Linked DNA regions of Mus musculus: region 1 is linked to region 2. Evidence: chromatin loops called from intact Hi-C (ENCODE). Cell type or tissue: heart. All regions are shown on one strand. Links, peaks and the distances in the headings refer to the core of each region. The heading gives the core; the rest is flanking DNA.

Region 1 (8,265 bases), core at 266-8,265, 49 kb after region 2:
GTAGAGAGGTCCTAAGAGACAGAGGCACAGATCAGCTAGTCCCCATCAGAATCACAGACTGCACCTGAACCGGGTAGCATGGAAAGGAGAAACGATGTTACTGAGATCTCTTATCACTACACACAGCAAAGCTGTCTCTGATTGCTGGCCAACCTGAAGAAGTGGTTTCCTCAAACCCACAGTCCCTTAAGAGTTCCATCTGCACCCCCTCCAGGGTAAGTTCCAAGTTCAGTGGTTCTGAAGCCTGTGTATAACCAGAATCTGCAACATAAACTGGGGAGTGAGAGACAAAGTCATAACTGCTGGTGTCACCAGATTCTGAAGTCCCCAACTCTTACTTCACGAGGAGACGAAAGAAGGTGCCAACTGACCAACTGGAGTCCCGCTGTCCTAAACCTCGGCACTGTCAACAGGAATACTGGGGAGTACAACATTTGCCTGAGGATTCCTTGGGCTGGAAGGAGTCACGAATTCTGCAGGTTTCTGGGGGGAACCATTCACATGCCGTGCTTCTTACGGATGACAGCCATGGCAAGCAGACGATCCTTCTCTCGAAGTTCTTCACGGAGCTTGGCCTCGGTGAGACGCAGATGGCGGATGCTACCCTTCATCTCCTTCATCTTCACTTCCATCAGGGCCAAGATGTCCCGCTGCTCGTTCAGCTTGCGCAGGAGCTCCTCCTCCGTGGTACCCGAGGACAAGGAGTACGAGTGGTCAGAGCCAGTGTCAGGGAAGCCCTCTTCCCCTACCACCACCAGCTGAGGGCCCAGAGTGCACTCAGCGGCCTCCAGCCCAGCCGTAGCAGCCTCTAGCTCTGAGGCGGCGGCAGCGGCGGCTGCCCCTTCAGCAGCTGCAAACTCGACTTGCACTGTGAGGTCGATGGGCTTCACATCATCTCCCGAGGGAGTCGTGGACACGGGAACCACGGATCCCGGAGCCTGGTTGCTGTCTACGGCGGCCTGAAGCGTAAGAAGCACAGCTGCAGAGGCAGACACCAGGTTCGGCTGCAACTGGGTGGTCTGGGCAGTGGAGGAGGACGGAGACGGCTGCTGCTGTTGCAGCTGCTGCTGTTGCTGCTGCTGCTGTTGTTGTTGCTGCTGCTGCTGCCTACGGCGGGCTGCCGCAGCTCCCGCAGGTCTCCGAGCTACTTTGCGCTCATTGACGCCACGCAGCGGGAAAATGGTGGGAACGCGCACCGTGTAGGTCTTGCGGCCGCCCTGAAAGTGGACGCTGCAGAGACGGTGGCCGGTGGTGGGTTGGAAGGTGGAGAAGCACCCACTGACGCCAGCACGGGACACGTTCTTGAGCCAGAGGCGCCGCAACTCAGCGTCCTTGGGAAACGTGTAGAAGTGCAGCGCCTTGTCCCGGTGTGAATTGTTGTAGCAGCCCGGAACGCAGCACGTAAAGCCAGGCATGGCTGCGACGCGCGGCCCGGCCCACCGGCCTCTCGAGCTCTTCGACGGCCGGGTCTGGCCCCTGTCTCAGCTCCTCGACGGGCGGCGCCGCGCGAGGCTCTCAGAGGCCTCTCACTATTGCCGCCCGGCGCAGTCGTCCCGGGCCGAGGCCCCGTGCCCAGAATATGGTTGCGGACCGCCCGCGCCGCGCTACCCACCCGGCCGTCCGCCTGCGCTTCGGAGTCGGCCCGGGGGACGCCGCGAAGGACCGCCTGGAAAGGAGGACTACGCCCCCCACAATGCACTGCGCCAGAAGCCTCTCACTTCCGGGATGGGGCGGGCTTATTCCGGCGGCTTTCCTGGACACCGCGATATCCTGTTCAGAGTCGATTATTTTCCAGATGAAGCTCGTCCTAAGCGAAAGGTAAAAATGTATTCGAATGGAACGTTATGGCATGGGCTACCCTTCACAAGGATCCGGAATCCTGATGGTACCGGGCGCGTGCCTGGTGAGCGCAAGCGCTCTGGGTATAAGAACACAAAGACTACAAGTTCCATGATGCCTCAGAAGAACGTTTTGGTGCGGCCGCGGGCTGCAGCGCCTCCTAAAGGAGAGGTGGAGTTCCTGCAGACCAGGATTTGAATGAGGTTCTGCAGCTTGCTATAAAAAACACCCCACCCCACCCCACCCCCGACCCCCAGTACCTTGGAGTGGACTGCATTCTTTAGCCTAGAGGAAACCCGAGTCCTCCCAGAAGAACTTCTGGAGTCAATTTCTTATATTGGGAGCACTCTCCCGACTCTCAGCTACCTCTTACATGGATGGACTCACTGACCTAAACCATGTCCCTACTAGCTGCTTACAATGTGCCAGACAGTGAAGGGAAAACACATTCAAGGCAATTGGTGGCACACGCCATTAATCCCAGCACTTAGGAGGCAGAGGCGGAGGCAGATTTCTGAGTTCGCGGCCAGCCTGGTCTAAAGAGTGAGTTCCAGGACAGCCAGGGCTACACAGAGAAACCCTGTCTCGAAAAAAAAACAAAAAACAAAAACCAACCAAACAAACCAATATATAAATATCGTATAATATTTTTCACATTTATTAATTTTAAAAACATTCAAAGTAATGGGAGATATGTTTATACATATATCATGTGTGAGAGTGGGGGAGTAATGTTTGCATTTATGCATGTTCATATGTGTGCCAGTGAGTGTCAATTTCTGGGTATCATTCATTCCTCAAGGCCCTTGGCCTTTTCTTTTTTCTTTTTTTTTTTTTTTTTTTGAGACAGGATTTCTCTGTGTAGCCCTGGCTGTCCTGGAACTCACTCTGTAGACCAGGCTGGCCTCGAACTCAGAAATCCACCTGCCTCTGCCTCCCAAGTGCTGGGATTAAAGGCGTATGCCACCACGCCGGCTGGCCTTTTCATTTTAGGCTGGCTGGCCAGTTAGCTGCAGGGATGCACCTCTAGCACTGCCATTATAGGCATGGGACACAATGCTTGGTATTTTTTTTATTTATTTATTTTTGGTTTTTCAAGACAGGTTTTCTCTGTGTAGTCCTTGCTGTCCTGAAACTCCCTCTATAGACCAAGCTGGCCTCGAACTCAGAAATCAGCCTGCCTCTGCCTCCTAAGTGCTGGGATTAAAGGCCTGTGCCACCACTGCCCTGCTCATGCCTGGCTTTTTAACTTGTGAGGAAGAATCACATTGATTCAAACCCACAAAGCATTAAAGAAGATACTCAATTTGACTCTACCTTCAGTACATAAATAGCCTTTAACATACTCATGGACATTCAAATAATATCTAGTAAGTTGAAAGTAGGGACTGTGCCTGGTCTTCAGCACCAAAAGCAAACAAAGTGCGCAATTTCTCCCCAGCACTGTCTTACCTATCCTCTGGACTTGGCATCTCTAGTGAAAAGCAAGAATCATATTGCATGTCTCTGCTTCTAATCTTGGGTCCTCTACATCTGTTTCCCTTGTGACTGCCAAAGAAAATCTGACAAGCCATGGGTCGCTCAAGGGGGCTGGAGAAATGGCTCAGGGTTTAAGAACACTGACTGCTCTCTGGAAGGTTCTGAGTTCAAATCCCAGCAACCACAGGCATGAATCACAAGTTCAAGGTCATCATCTGCTGCGTGGAAAGTCTGAGGCAAGTCTGAACTACATACAACCTGTCTCAAAACAAAACAACAGTCGGGCGGTGGGGCACACGCCTTTAATCCCAGCACTTGGGAAGCAGAGGTAGGCAGATTTCTGAGTTCGAGGCCAGCCTGGTCTACAGAGTGAGTTCCAGGACAGCCAGGGCAATACAGAGAAACCCTGTCTCAAAAAAAACAAAAAACAAAACAAAAACAAAAAAAAAACCCAAAACCTGTCTCAAAAAACCAAACCAAAAACAACAACAACAACGAAAAAAAAAAAGCAACAAAAAACCCAAACCAAAACAAAACCCAAACAAAACAACAACAAAACCCAAGACTTCTAAAGAAAATAAAAATTTAAACGGGGTGCAATAGAAAACACCTGTATTCTCGCTCACCTGCTCTTGCTTCTACTCCCCCCCCCATTGCCCTCCTCCCTCTCTCCAGGTGCCCATGGGCGACCTCTACTCCTCTATTCTCTCTGCCTCTATGTCTACTCCCTCATCTCCCCTTCCCATGCCCTGAATAAATCCTGTTCTATACTAACAAACAAAAAGAACGGAAGGAAGGAAGAAAACACCTGTAACGCAATCAAACAGAAGTGGAAGCAGGAGGCTTAGAAGTTCAAGGTCATCTTGGACTACCTAGGGATTTTGAGGTCAGCTTGGGCTACACACCACGCTGTTTCAAAAACAAAAAGTATATACGCACGTGCGCGCACATGAAATTATCAAAATCTACCATAGTGGCCTACATCTGCCATCGGAGTATTCCTATGGTAAAGGCAAGAGGGCTGTCCAGAGAGGTTGACCCTACATGTATGTCTGGTGTCTGAAGAGACCAGAGGAGGACATTTGATGCCCGGACACTGGTGTTTCTGGCAGTCATGACCTTTCCTTACGGGTTCAGGTTCTATACAAGAGCAGCAAGTAGGCCTTGCCGCTGAGCCATACTTCTAGTCCCCTAGTTCTTTAAGATTATTATAAGCCTTTAAAAAAAAAAACTTTTTTTTTTTTTTTAAATGAAGAAACCATGAAGTCTTAACTGGTTGCATGCTTTCCCCTCAGGGTTAACATGAGACCGCCTCCAAAATCAATTTACAATCACATCAGACCCGGTTCCCCAGCTGTTGGACTACAGTTCCCGTGGGGCCATGTGGCAGCATCGCGAGACTTGACTCAAAATAGGCGGTGGGAACGCGGTGCTCGCTGCTGCTTGAGCAGTTAGGAGGGGTGGGGTCCTGAACATGGCGGACCTCAGCTTTTCTGACGGCGATCCTACTGTACGCACGCTTTTGCGGCGCGTGCTGGAGACGGCGGATTCGCGCACTCCGATGAGACGCCGGAGCACTCGGATCAAGTACGTAAGAGTGTTGCGGTGAGCAACTGGAATGAATGGACAGTGGTGTCTGCGTCTGGAAAGGAAAACCGCGTCTCAGAGTACAGTCTGAGATGCTGAGATCAGACTCGGGGTTCCTAATCAAATTGAACTCAGCTGTGCGGTTTTGTACTCTCACCGTATGCCCCAGGGTGAGACCGCAGAGTCTCACTCACAACGGTGCTGGATCTCTAGGAGCAGAGGGCAAGGCTCTGTGTTTTCTAGCCTGTTTCACTCACCCCCCTCCCAGGCCAAGGTTGTCGTGACATCTACCCCTGCTTCTAGGTGACTTCACCTTTCACAACACACACAGTCCTACTCTCTGAGGCTCCCATGGCAGGTCGGGGGGCAGGAACTGGAAAGATGCTTTGCTTTCTTTCTTTTCTTTCTCTTTCTTTCTTTCTTTCTTTCTTTCTTTCTTTCTTCTTCTTGCTTTGCTTTTTTTCTTTTCTTTTTCTTTCTTCTTCTTCATGCTTTGCTTTCTTTTTTCTCTCTTCTTCTTCATGCTTTGCTTTCCTTTTTTCTTTCTTCTTCTTGATGCTTTGCTTTCTTTTTTCTTTCTTCTTTTCTTCTTCTTTCTTCTTTCTTCTTCTTTCTTCTTCTTCTTCTTCTTCTTCTTCTTCCTTCTTCTTCCTTCTTCTTCCTTCTTCTTCTTCTTCTTCTTCTTCTTCTTCTTCCTTCTTCCTTTTTCTTCTTCTTCTTCTTCTTCTTCCTTCTTCTTTCTTCTTTCTTCTGTTTTTGTTTTTTCGGTTTTCGAGACAGGGTTCCTCTGTGTAGTCCTGACTTTGGGGAGTGAAGCTTAAGGAGGGTTGTGAGCAGAAGGTACCGAAGTTGGCTTCCACCAGTCTGGAAGAATGCCCTTCTTTCCAAGTGGAGACTCGTTCATGATAAGGTGTTTTCTTTTATTCTCCAAAGTATTAGTGGTTGATCCTAGGATCTTATGCCTGCTAATTAAGCACCCTACCATTGTGCGTCATCTCCAGCCCTTTCCCTATTTCTTTGCCACAGGATCTCAAGAAGTTGCCTGGGCGTGGCTTGAAACTAGCCCAGACAGGCTTTGGACTCCCCATCCTCTTTCCCTAACCTCCCTGGTCGCTGGGATTAACATGTTGGTCCCACCGGGCCCTTGTTAATTCATGATGGGGCATTATGTATTTATTTACTGTCGGTGTTTGTGAGAGAGTGTGTGTAGGTCAAAGGACACTCTTAGAGTCAGTTCTGACCTTCCAGCACGTGGGTCCAGGTCATTGAACTCAGGATGCTAGGCTTGGAAGCAGTTGCCTTTAACCACTGAGCAATCTGGCCAGCCCCTCCGGCTATGTTTTAGGCCTGTGAGTAATGAGGTGGAAGCCTGCGGAACACAGAGTTCTGAGACACACTGTACTGGAGAAAAAGGGCTGGGGTGACCCATGGGGAGCTTAATGTCACACCTTGATGACAACTTGAAAGGTTAAAAGTAACTTAAATTTCCTACTTGGCTGATTTCTGAGTTCGAGGCCAGCCTGGTCTACAGTGTGAGTTCCAGGACAGCCAGGGCTACACAGAGAAACCCTGTCTCGAAAAACTAAAAAAAAAAAAAAAAAAAAAAAAAATGTCCTACTTGGATTGTTATTCTAATGCCTGGGACGGGACAGGATGCTCTTCCGGTTTGTAACCTCTGTGACCACCCTCCAGTCATGTTTTGTTATTCTGCTAGACTTACCCTCATCCCAGCTAGATCAGTCATAGTCCATCTGTCCCTCAGGGTTACCCCTCATCCCCCTCTTTGCTGGGGACCATGGAAGGTACAAGTGGTTTCTGGGACCCTGCCCCTAAAGGAAAGCTTTTAAACCACAGCCCCTAAACAAACGTCTGTACCTCCAGGTCCTTACCCCCAACTTCCTACAGAGATCTCAGGGCAGGTTGTCCTGTTTTTGTTTTTTTACACAGTGCACAAAGAAGACGGTCTCAAACGCCATACTCTAACAGGCAGGGTAGCCAAACAAAGACAAGTGCTAGGAAGCAATCCCATGGAGCTAGGGTAAGTGTCCACCTACTCCATGAGTGACTTCATAGAACCCTAAAGTCTATTTTTGTTTTGAAGCCTACCTTGAGGGGCTCTCAAGCCAAAAGAGAGACTAGTGGCGCTTGTACCCATAGTCAGTTGGCAGATCGACTCGTGTTCAAGGTCGTGGGCGCCTGGAGGAACAGACACCCCGGACTCTGCTAAGGAATATCTTACTAACTGGTAAGTGGGTGTCAGCCTGCCAGTTAAAATTAGGTGCTAGTCCAACAGTGAGTCCTATGATGTCCTTCTTGGTCAGCCCCACCCTTTTCTTGCTCATTCTATAGCCCCAGAATCGTCCACTGTGATGCCAGACCCAGTGGTGAAGCCAGCACAAGTACCAGAAGTGGCCCGGTCCTCCAGACGGGAGAGCAGTCGGGGAAGGTACACGGTGAATTTCCCTCATAGGCTGAGCCACCTCTTGGGATCCCCAGAAACTAAAATTGGGCTTCCTGACATGTTTGAGATAAACTTCATCCTTACAGCCTGGAGCTACACCTTCCTGAACTGGAGCCCCCCTCAACCCTGGCTCCGGGTCTAACAGCCCCTGGCAAAAGGAAGCAGAAACTGAGATTATCAGTATTTCAGCAGGAAGTGGACCAGGGGTTGCCTCTCTCCCAAGGTGAGATCTAGCACACACCTGAGCTATTTTCTCTCCGCTTGGGATATAGGAAAGACCCAAGAGAGCTTTCGTAGGCTTGGGTAACTCACTGTGGATTCTTTTTCTTACATTTTCTTGATGGAACCTGATAGAGCCACGTAGGAGTAGGAGTGCTGATGTTTCATCCTTGGCTAGGTACTGTTCCCTGTTCTGGGGTTTATACAGTATGGTCACCAGATTCTAAGAGATAAGTCCCTTTGGGGAAGCTGTGTCTCAGGCTTTCCTTGTGTCTGCTTCCATCTTAACAGCTCCTTCAATCTTACCTTTGTTCTACCTGGTCAGCCAGAGACAGTGGAGAGACCTGGTCTGGCTCGAAGACGTCCCATCCGCCAGCTTGTGAATGCTGGTGCTCTTTTGCAGGATCTGGAAGACAATTCCTTAGCCTCTGCTCTTCCAGGTAAGGTTGTAATCTCTTCTAGCTTTAGGGAGAAGCTACCACTCTGTGACAGACAGGAGACTGAACTCAGCTTTGCTCCGCATCTGATGAGGTCAGGGATACTGTGTGAGCCTGAGCAGGCATCTAGGAATTTCTGTTTTCCTCACAAACTACTTACCTGGTACTTTGGTCTATTAGGGTTCTCTAGAGGAACATAACTTACAGAGTGAGTGAGGGTGTAAGGGGAAGGATTTATTAGAA
Region 2 (8,327 bases), core at 315-8,314:
TCATTGATTCTTTTACTTACTGAGAGGGTCTCATACAGCCCGTGCTGACCTTGAACTTGCTATGTAGGTAAAGATGACTTTGAACTCCTGTTCCTCCAGCCTCTACTTCAAAGTTCCGAGATCACAGACCTGTATCTCTACGTTCAGTCCTTTGTGGTGCTAGGGACTGAACCCAGGGCTTCCTGAATGCCAGGCAAGCACTCCATCCACTGACTGAGCTTTATCTCCAGCTCTCCTTCTCTTTAGATATGATTTTTTTTCTTTTTCTTTTATTTATTATTTATTATATGTAAGTACACTGTAGCTGTCTTCAGACACTCCAGAAGAGGGAGTCAGATCTCGTTACAGATGGTTGTGAGCCACCATGTGGTTGCTGGGATTTGAACTCCGGACCTTCGGAAGAGCAGTCGGGTGCTCTTACCTGCTGAGCCATCTCACCAGCCCTTTTTTTCTTATTATTACAAGAGATTAGATCAAAAGGCTTCACATATTCAAGGCAGGTGCTCAACACTGAGTTATATCTCAGCACCATTTTGGCAATGGTGTTTTAAAATTTCTTAGCCAGGTGGTAGTGGTGCACGCCTGTAATCCCAGGACTAGGGAGGTAGAGGTGGTAGATCTCTGACTTCGAGGCCAGCATGGTTCAGGCTCTGTAGTTCAGGACAGCCAGGACTACACAGAGAAACAAAACCTATCATTCATATATAAATATAAATATATGTGACACATATGGTGGCACAGACCTCTATTCCCAGTACTTTGAAGGCAGAAGAAGCAGGTAATGTAGCAAGTTCTAAGCCAGCCAGGACTATTATCTCAAAAACATCATCATCATTATTTGTGTATGTGTATGATGTGTGTTTTGTGTATATCATGCATATAGAGGTCAGAAAACAACCTTTTGTTTTTGAGGCAGGGTTTCTCTATATAGCCTTGGCTGTCCTGGAATTCACTCTGTAGACCAGGCTGGCCTCAGTTGAACTCAGAGATTTGCCTGCCTCTGCCTCCCAAGTACTGGGATTAAAGGTGTGTGCATTCAACCTCTGCCTGGCAATTGTTACATTTTTATTAACCCCACCCTCAGAAATACTGATCTAGTAATTTTCCCTGAGTTCTCCTTTCCTAGCCCACAAATGTTTACTGATTTCCTGCCTTGGAAAAACTCTATTAGGACAGTGATAAAAAGAAGACAGTCTTTGCTCTCAAGGGATTTACAGTCTGGACAGTCCTCATAAAATCCTTTGACCCATTAATTTTTTTTTCAAGACAGATTTTTTTACTAGACAGTGGCTGTGGCTGTCTTGGAACTCACTACGTAGACAAGACTGGCATTGAACTCACAGAGATCCCCTGCCTCTGCCTCCCAAGTACAGGGATTAAAGAAGTGGGTCACCAATCCCAGCTGACCCATCACTCTTATGACGCCCAGAAAGGCCACTTCAAATCTGCAGCCTGAAAAAGTCCCTCAGCTAATTTTCTTACAGCAAAGGAAAACATCACACATATTTCTACCTTAACATCGACTATGCTGACAATGAAAGACTGTGTCAAGAATAGGTCAGTGATGACCTAGCCAAAAGGTGTTTGGAAAAGCCTCTTTCCAGTTCTCAGAATTCCTTACCTCTTTCTAGGGCGTTACTTCTCAAATTCTCTCCATATGTCAAGATACACACAGAGAATAACACTACTGTCTAGTGCTCTAGGTCAATGAAGACAGCTCCTCTGAGCTGTCCTGAAGTTTAAGGGTCAATAGTGTCAACGGCTTACAGCACAGTAACATCACCACACGGCTGGTTAAGCACTGAGGAAGGTCAGAGTAGCTCATAGACCATCCTCATACTAACAAAGCCAAATGAAAGGCCAAACCAAATTTTCACTCATCCAACTATGACCTTGTGACTGACTTCAGCATCTGTTTCAGATCCCACAAGCATTTGGATTCTCAAGGACATTCTGTTCCAAGTGACAAGGAAATCTACAATGTGAAACTATACCTCAAAGTCAGAGGCAACTTTCCTGTAGGCTGCACTTTCTCTGGCTCATTTATTCATCTTAAGCACAGGATTACAATTAGACTTAGAAAACTTGCCTATTCAGCAAACTCACCCTCTAGTAAATTAGAACCCTAAATCCCTTTAGAGGAGTGATCAACTGTATCTATCTGATGAGAAATGATGTTATCAGAGCTCTCAGATACCTACAAATGACCTTGAAGAAAACACAAGACACAGGGCATCATCCCACACACAGACAATATGAAGAACAATTTTAGAAGACGTTTTTGCCAGGCAGTAGTGGTGTGTGCCTTTGATCCCAGCACCCAAGAGACAGAGACAGGAACTCTTTGTGAGTTCAAGGCCAGCCTGGTCTACAGAATGAGTTCTAGGACAGCCAGAACTACACAAAGAACCCTGGGGTGGGGTGGGAAATGATGACATTATCTAGCTGGGGCTTGTGGGAAAGGCCCATAATCCAAGCTACTCAGGAAGCTGAGGCAGGAAAATCCCAAGACCTGTCTCAGAGTGAGTTGAAGTCCAGCTTGGATAACGTAGTAAAACCCCATCTCAAAATCAAAAGTGGGGCTGGCAAGATGGCTCAGTGGTTAAGAGTGCCCACTGCTCTTCTGAAGGTCCTGAGTTCAAATCCCAGCAACCACATGGTGGCTCACAACCATCCGTAATAAAATCTGATGCCCTCTTCTGGAGTGTCTGAAGACAGCTACAATGTACTTACATATAATAAATAAATAAATATTGTTTAAAAAAAAGAATGTTTTTAAAAAAAAATCAAAAGTGAAAAAGATGGCCAGGGTTCTACCTCAGTGGTATTAGTCTTGATTAGATCCAAACCAAAAACATCAACCATGATGTGGCTGGCAAGAGAGCTCAGTGGCAAAAGCACCTGCTGTCAAGACTGACCCCCGATTCTATCTAGAACCAACAGGAGAACCAACTCTCACAAACTGTCTCCAACCTACCTACCTACTCACCGACACGAGTGAGCACACACATACACACAGGGAGATAGACAGATGGACAGGGAAGTTTTCTGGGGCTAGGGGTGTACCTCAATAGAACATTATTGGCATATATTTAGATCTTTCAAAGTCTTTCCAAGGTATGGGCAACGATCCATAACAGGAGTCTACAAGGCCAGTAGCTTCCAGGGGCAATAGCACAAATCTTCATCCAAGAAGTACAGTAATATCATTAGCTTTGCTTTCTTAATTTCAAGACAGGGTCTCACTCTGTAGCCCAGGCTACACTGACTGATGAACTCACTATAGAAGCAGGACTGACCTCAAACTTAGAGCAATCCTCCTGCCTCAGTCTCTTAAATGCTGGAATTACAGGTGTGCACAACTATGCCCTGACTGCATCATTTTCACAATTTTCTGAAAAGGGGACACAGCTCAGTTGTTAGAATGCAAAATGCCCAGGATCAATCACTGTACAGGGGGAGGAAGGAGACTTAAAAAAAACTTTAAAAGCACAGATTTCTACCTCATATCTTGTTTCTTTCTTATTTTTTGTTTTGCTTCATGAGACAGGGTCTCACTCTGTAGTCCTGGCTGACTTGGTACTCGATATGCAGTCTGGGATCATCTCAAGTACCATGGTAATCCTGCTCCTTCTGCTTCGCAAATGCTGGGGTTACAGCATTTAAGCTACCATACATTGTAAGCTGACCATGTAGCTAAGTGAAAAGGGTTCAGGCCCTGAGTTCAATTTCCATCAACGAAATCAGCAGAAAAATAAAGTGAAGACTCCCCCCACCCCACCCCCAAGACAGCCTCACTATATCAGACTGTCCTTTAACTTTTGGGCATCCTCCTGCTTCTCTCTCAGGAGTGCGGTGATCACAGGCATGCACCACCAAACCAGGGCTTTGGAGTATTTTGTTTTTGAGACGGGGTCTCATATAGCCCAGGTTCGTCCTAAATGTACTATGTAGCCTAAACTAGCCCTTATTGATCGGAAGTGTAGTCTACCACATCTAGAGAAGAGTAAAACTCTTGAATTTGTATCTTGAAAAAAAATACTTCAAGATGTCACTGTTTGCTGTGACTATCTCAAAATGCTGGCCATGACAGATGTTCCCCCAAGGCTTAATCTGTATCTATTCAAGTCAGTGTCCCGATAGCTTTAACTAAACACTACTACTGTGTGAACGCAGGAGACAGTTTTCCAAGGAAAAGACATTGGTGATAGATTCAAAAAGACACAGGTTAATTTCCTCTACTGGTGAGTGAGGGTGGAAATGAACGGAAGTTTCACAAACCGAGAAAGCAGCTATCTGAACCTCGAGGGTATGAAACCACAGAGTTAATAGGAGGCTCACATGCCTCAACAAAACACTACATAATCGCAGTACAGACGTGCCCAGGCGTTCTCTGCAGGGCTAGGTAGGCCACATCCGATTATGATAAGCTTTGAATGCTGCAGGCTACAAGGTTTAGTTTTTCCCTACAGTGACTAAGGAGGCAATTTTAACGAGTGATTTTTCTGGTGCGAATTATACACGCAGCAGCTTCAGAGGACTGAGCGGGGCTCTCCTTATAAGTATGACAGGTTTGCCTTGCAAGCGACCCAGCTGGACTCTGGCCCTTTTTCCAGCCAGTACATGGAAGCGATCGATGGCCCCCGCAGGACCCTGGCGTTCAGTCGCAAGGGAAGGGTGTGGAGTAGGCGCCGCACACAACAAGGTTAGATCAACCTGACCCGCGCTGGACGCGGGACGGCTGGGCCACAGACAGGCAGATGACCAAGTCCATCGGGCCTAACGCGGCAGGAGGTTTCGAGGCCATGCCTGGGGACCGCGGGTAGCCACAGCCCGGCCTGCTCCCCAGCCCACAGGCCCCAGTGCACGGGGACCGAGGGCTCGGAGTCGCGCCAGGCCCTGGCTGCGCCCGCGGCTGAACTCGCAGGCCCCTCACGCCGGTCAGGCCGAAGCCCCGAGCCGGAAGGCCTCACCTCGCGCGGGCGGCGGGCTCTCCGGAGTCTCGGCGGCTCAGCCCACCGTCTCCCAGCCCAGGCCACGGGCGCCGCCGCCATCCTCCCGCGTCAGCGTGGTGGCGTCATTACTGCGCGCGCCTGACGCCAAAACAAACTTGGGCGGCCAAGGGACGGAAGGGAGGCGGAGCCTCCAGACGCGAACGCAAGTGTGTGTAGGGGGGGGGGGGGGTTCGGAGTGCCTGCCAATCAACGTCTTCGGGGCGGAGCAGAGCTCTTTTCCAGGGGTGGGTCTGTTTGCCGCTAGACACCGCTGGGGAGCCATTTGTGGAGGGAAAAGTTCTGGGAAAGGTAATGACCGAGAGAAATGGAAAAAAAATGGCAAGATTCTTCTATAGATGAAGGAGTTCTTGAAGGGCAAGGGAGTGTGTCATCACGCCAGGGCTAATTTTTTTTAATGTATTGATGCAAAAACAAATGAATCACGAGATTTATAACATAAAATAAAAAGTAAAAAAGATTGTTAATGTATTGATGCAAACACAAATGAATCACGAGATTTATAAAATAAAATAACGAATAAAAAAGATTGTTACCAAGCTTGACATGGTGGGCACATTCCTTTAATCTCAGCACTCAGGCAGGAGGATCTCTGAGTTCCAAGCCAGTGTGGTCTACAAAGCTAGTTCCAGGACAGTCAGGGCTATTACAGAGAAACCTGTCTCAAAAATAAACAAAGAAGCTGGACGTGGGGGCACACGTCTTTAATCCTAGCACTCGGGAGGCAGAGGCAGGCAGATTTCTGAGTTCGAGGCCAGCCTGATCTACAAAGTGACTTCCAGGACAGCCAAGGCTATACAGAGAAACCCTGTCTTGAAAAAAAAACAAAAAATTAATTAATTAAAAAAATAAAGATTTTTTTTTTTGTACTAACACACTAGGTTTTGAAACAACTTTTACTTTTTTAAAAAAGACAAAACATCGTTAGCCTGTAATCCTAGTACTTTGGAAGCAGCAACAAGAAAGACTTTAGTTTGAGGCTAGCCTGGTGTATTTATTAAGGTCCTATCTCAATAAAAAAATTCATCAGTGTGTTCCCACATGCCTATAATCCTGGCACTCAGGAATTTAAGGGGATATTGCAGTGAGAGGTTTAAAAAAAAAAAAAGGCCAGGTTATAGAAGTTATAAGTTTTCTTGGGATACAGATTAAGACCATCTTTCAAAATGGCAGCAATGAAATTTGTTTCTCAAAGGGTTATGGGATTACTAAAAACATGAACTTTAACCCAGCCTGGTGTGATTTGGGAAGCAGAGGGGGGACCTCTGAGTTCAAGGCCTGCATGGTCTGTCTATAGCAACAGGATACCCAGGGCTGCTGCACAGGGAGACCTTGCCTAAAAAAAACAGCATGAGGAGGGGTGATACCCAGAGTAGGGCTTCCCCTTCTCAAAAGAGACAGGGAAAGTGGATGGGGGAAGGACCTGTGTGACTGATTACTGAGAGGAAAGGAAGGGGTGATAAAGTGAATAAATAAATAATTTTTAAAGGTTTATTTTTTTTATGTAAGTACACTGTAGCTGTCTTCAGACACACCAGGAGGAGGCGTCAGATGTCATTACGGATGGTTGTGAGCCACCATGTGGTTGTTGGGATTTGAACTCATGAACTCTGGAAGAGCAGTCAATGCTCTTAACTGCTGTGCCATCTCACCAGCCCAATAAATAATTTTAATAACAACAAAAAAGGAGCATTGATTTTGGGGCCAAATCTGGGATCAAATCCAGCTCTGACATTTCCACAGTTATATGAATTCTCGGGGAAGATGTCACCCTCAAGCCTTTCCATACGAATTTCCTATCCTTATATTTACTATGAACATATTGTAATCATGATTTTAGTCTCACAATAAAAAAATAATATAGAAGTCCAGAGTTGATAACACTCAGAAATCTATAGTCTTTTATTTGTCAAGGTATTTGGCAAATAAAGGAACGAGTATTTACTCGTATACGCTGTATATTCAGGTATTGGTTTGGGATCTAGGGAAAAACACAGGCTTAGCAGGAACGTGTTCTGGTGTGATGGCAACTGGTCCCAGGACATCTATCTGAATGGTCAACTCCACCTTGTCTATATAGATCTACAGCTGTAGAACACTGTGACCGTGCTTAGACCTAGGTAGCTATGCCTAGGCACCGGCATCTTGGCTATCATCCCAACCGTCTGCGCTAGCTCTGAGATAAAACCCATAAAGCCTTTAAGCCCCTGGCCACAGAGCAAAGTCTTCCCCCACTCAACCTCCGATCCCAGCCCATGGCAGAGTAGGGACTTAGGGAGCAAACATCAGGGTAAATGTAGGTCACTGTAGGAGGGTTGTAATCCCCACCCCACCAATGGCTGGCCAGAGCAGCCATCCCTGCTTACAGAAGCAGGCTATTCCTGGCCATTTACTAGGTCTAGAAAACTATCAGGATCCGAAGCTCCAGCACACCACTCCCAACTATACGCCCATGCTGAGGGAGGTGTCCCAGGATGACATGCCCTGGAGTCATTTTTAGTACAAGCTCATGTTGACTATAAAAATGCCCATGTTGGAGTTAAGAGATTCTTTCATTCCTTATTCTCCACGCTGTACTCTTTATTTTTAGATTGGGTGCTAGAGACACAAAAAGCACCCTTTACCTTTGAGGAGTCCACATCTGTGAATTTTCACTGGGATGTAGGTAGTCACAATCCAGTGTTATGCGGAGACAGGGAAAAGCCCCAGCTCTGTGTATATCTTGAGATACTTTCCATTCAGCTTATATTCAATTACAGAGTACTTTCTAGAAGAGGTGAGGACAATCAAGAAATAGCTGTTTCTTGACCAAGAAGAACGATGAAAGAATATTCTAACAACAACAACAACAACAACAACAACAACAACAAAATAGACGTGAGCTGTCCATGCCTTTAATCCTAGCACTCAGGAGGCAAAAGTAGGCAAATCTCTGTGAGTCTGAGGCCAGCCTAGTCTACAGATAGTTTCAGGACAGCTAGGGCTACACACACACACACACACACACACACACACACACACACACACATTGAAAAAATATATATATAGCCAGCAAGATGGTGACCTGAGTTAAATCCCTGAGATCTGTGTAGTGGAAGGAGAGAGTCGATTCCTGTTAAGTTTTTTTCTCCTGACTTCCACACGTGTACTGTGTCACATCTGCCAGCACCCTCTCTCATACCTACACACAATAGATGTATTTTATAAAACAGATAGACAGGCTTAGCAAGGTGATACACAACTTTAGGTCCAGTATTCAGGAGGTAGAAGTGGGAAGATCTTTATGTATTTGAGGCCAGCTTGGTCTATGTAGTG

The links. Peaks named below come from ENCODE experiments on the same cell type or tissue, not always from the same donor. Only the 100,000 strongest peaks of a DNase experiment are listed, where the experiment ranks them.
Region 1: it touches region 2 in a loop (2.9-fold over the local background); 7 of 42 quality-filtered maps call a loop at or near these places.

What each region holds. Positions count from the first base shown.
Region 1 is chr8:105,848,511-105,856,775 of GRCm38, reverse strand. Cenpt (centromere protein T) reads left to right here and starts at 4,768. Exons shown (of 13, transcript NM_177150.2): 1 at 4,768-4,905; 2 at 6,853-6,943; 3 at 7,063-7,150; 4 at 7,255-7,351; 5 at 7,453-7,589; 6 at 7,721-7,763; 7 at 7,877-8,025. The coding sequence starts at 4,793. Thap11 (THAP domain containing 11) reads right to left here and starts at 1,673. Exons shown (of 1, transcript NM_021513.2): 1 at 1-1,673. The coding sequence starts at 1,415. The coding sequence ends at 498. In heart, for the core only: a CTCF peak has its summit at 1,988; DNase peaks (open chromatin) are centred at 795, 1,695 and 4,725; H3K4me3 peaks cover 4,224 bases; H3K27ac peaks cover 3,858 bases.
Region 2 is chr8:105,897,187-105,905,513 of GRCm38, reverse strand. Pskh1 (protein serine kinase H1) reads right to left here and starts at 5,040. Exons shown (of 3, transcript NM_173432.2): 1 at 4,974-5,040. In heart, for the core only: a CTCF peak has its summit at 5,276; a DNase peak (open chromatin) is centred at 5,113; H3K4me3 peaks cover 1,858 bases; H3K27ac peaks cover 1,849 bases.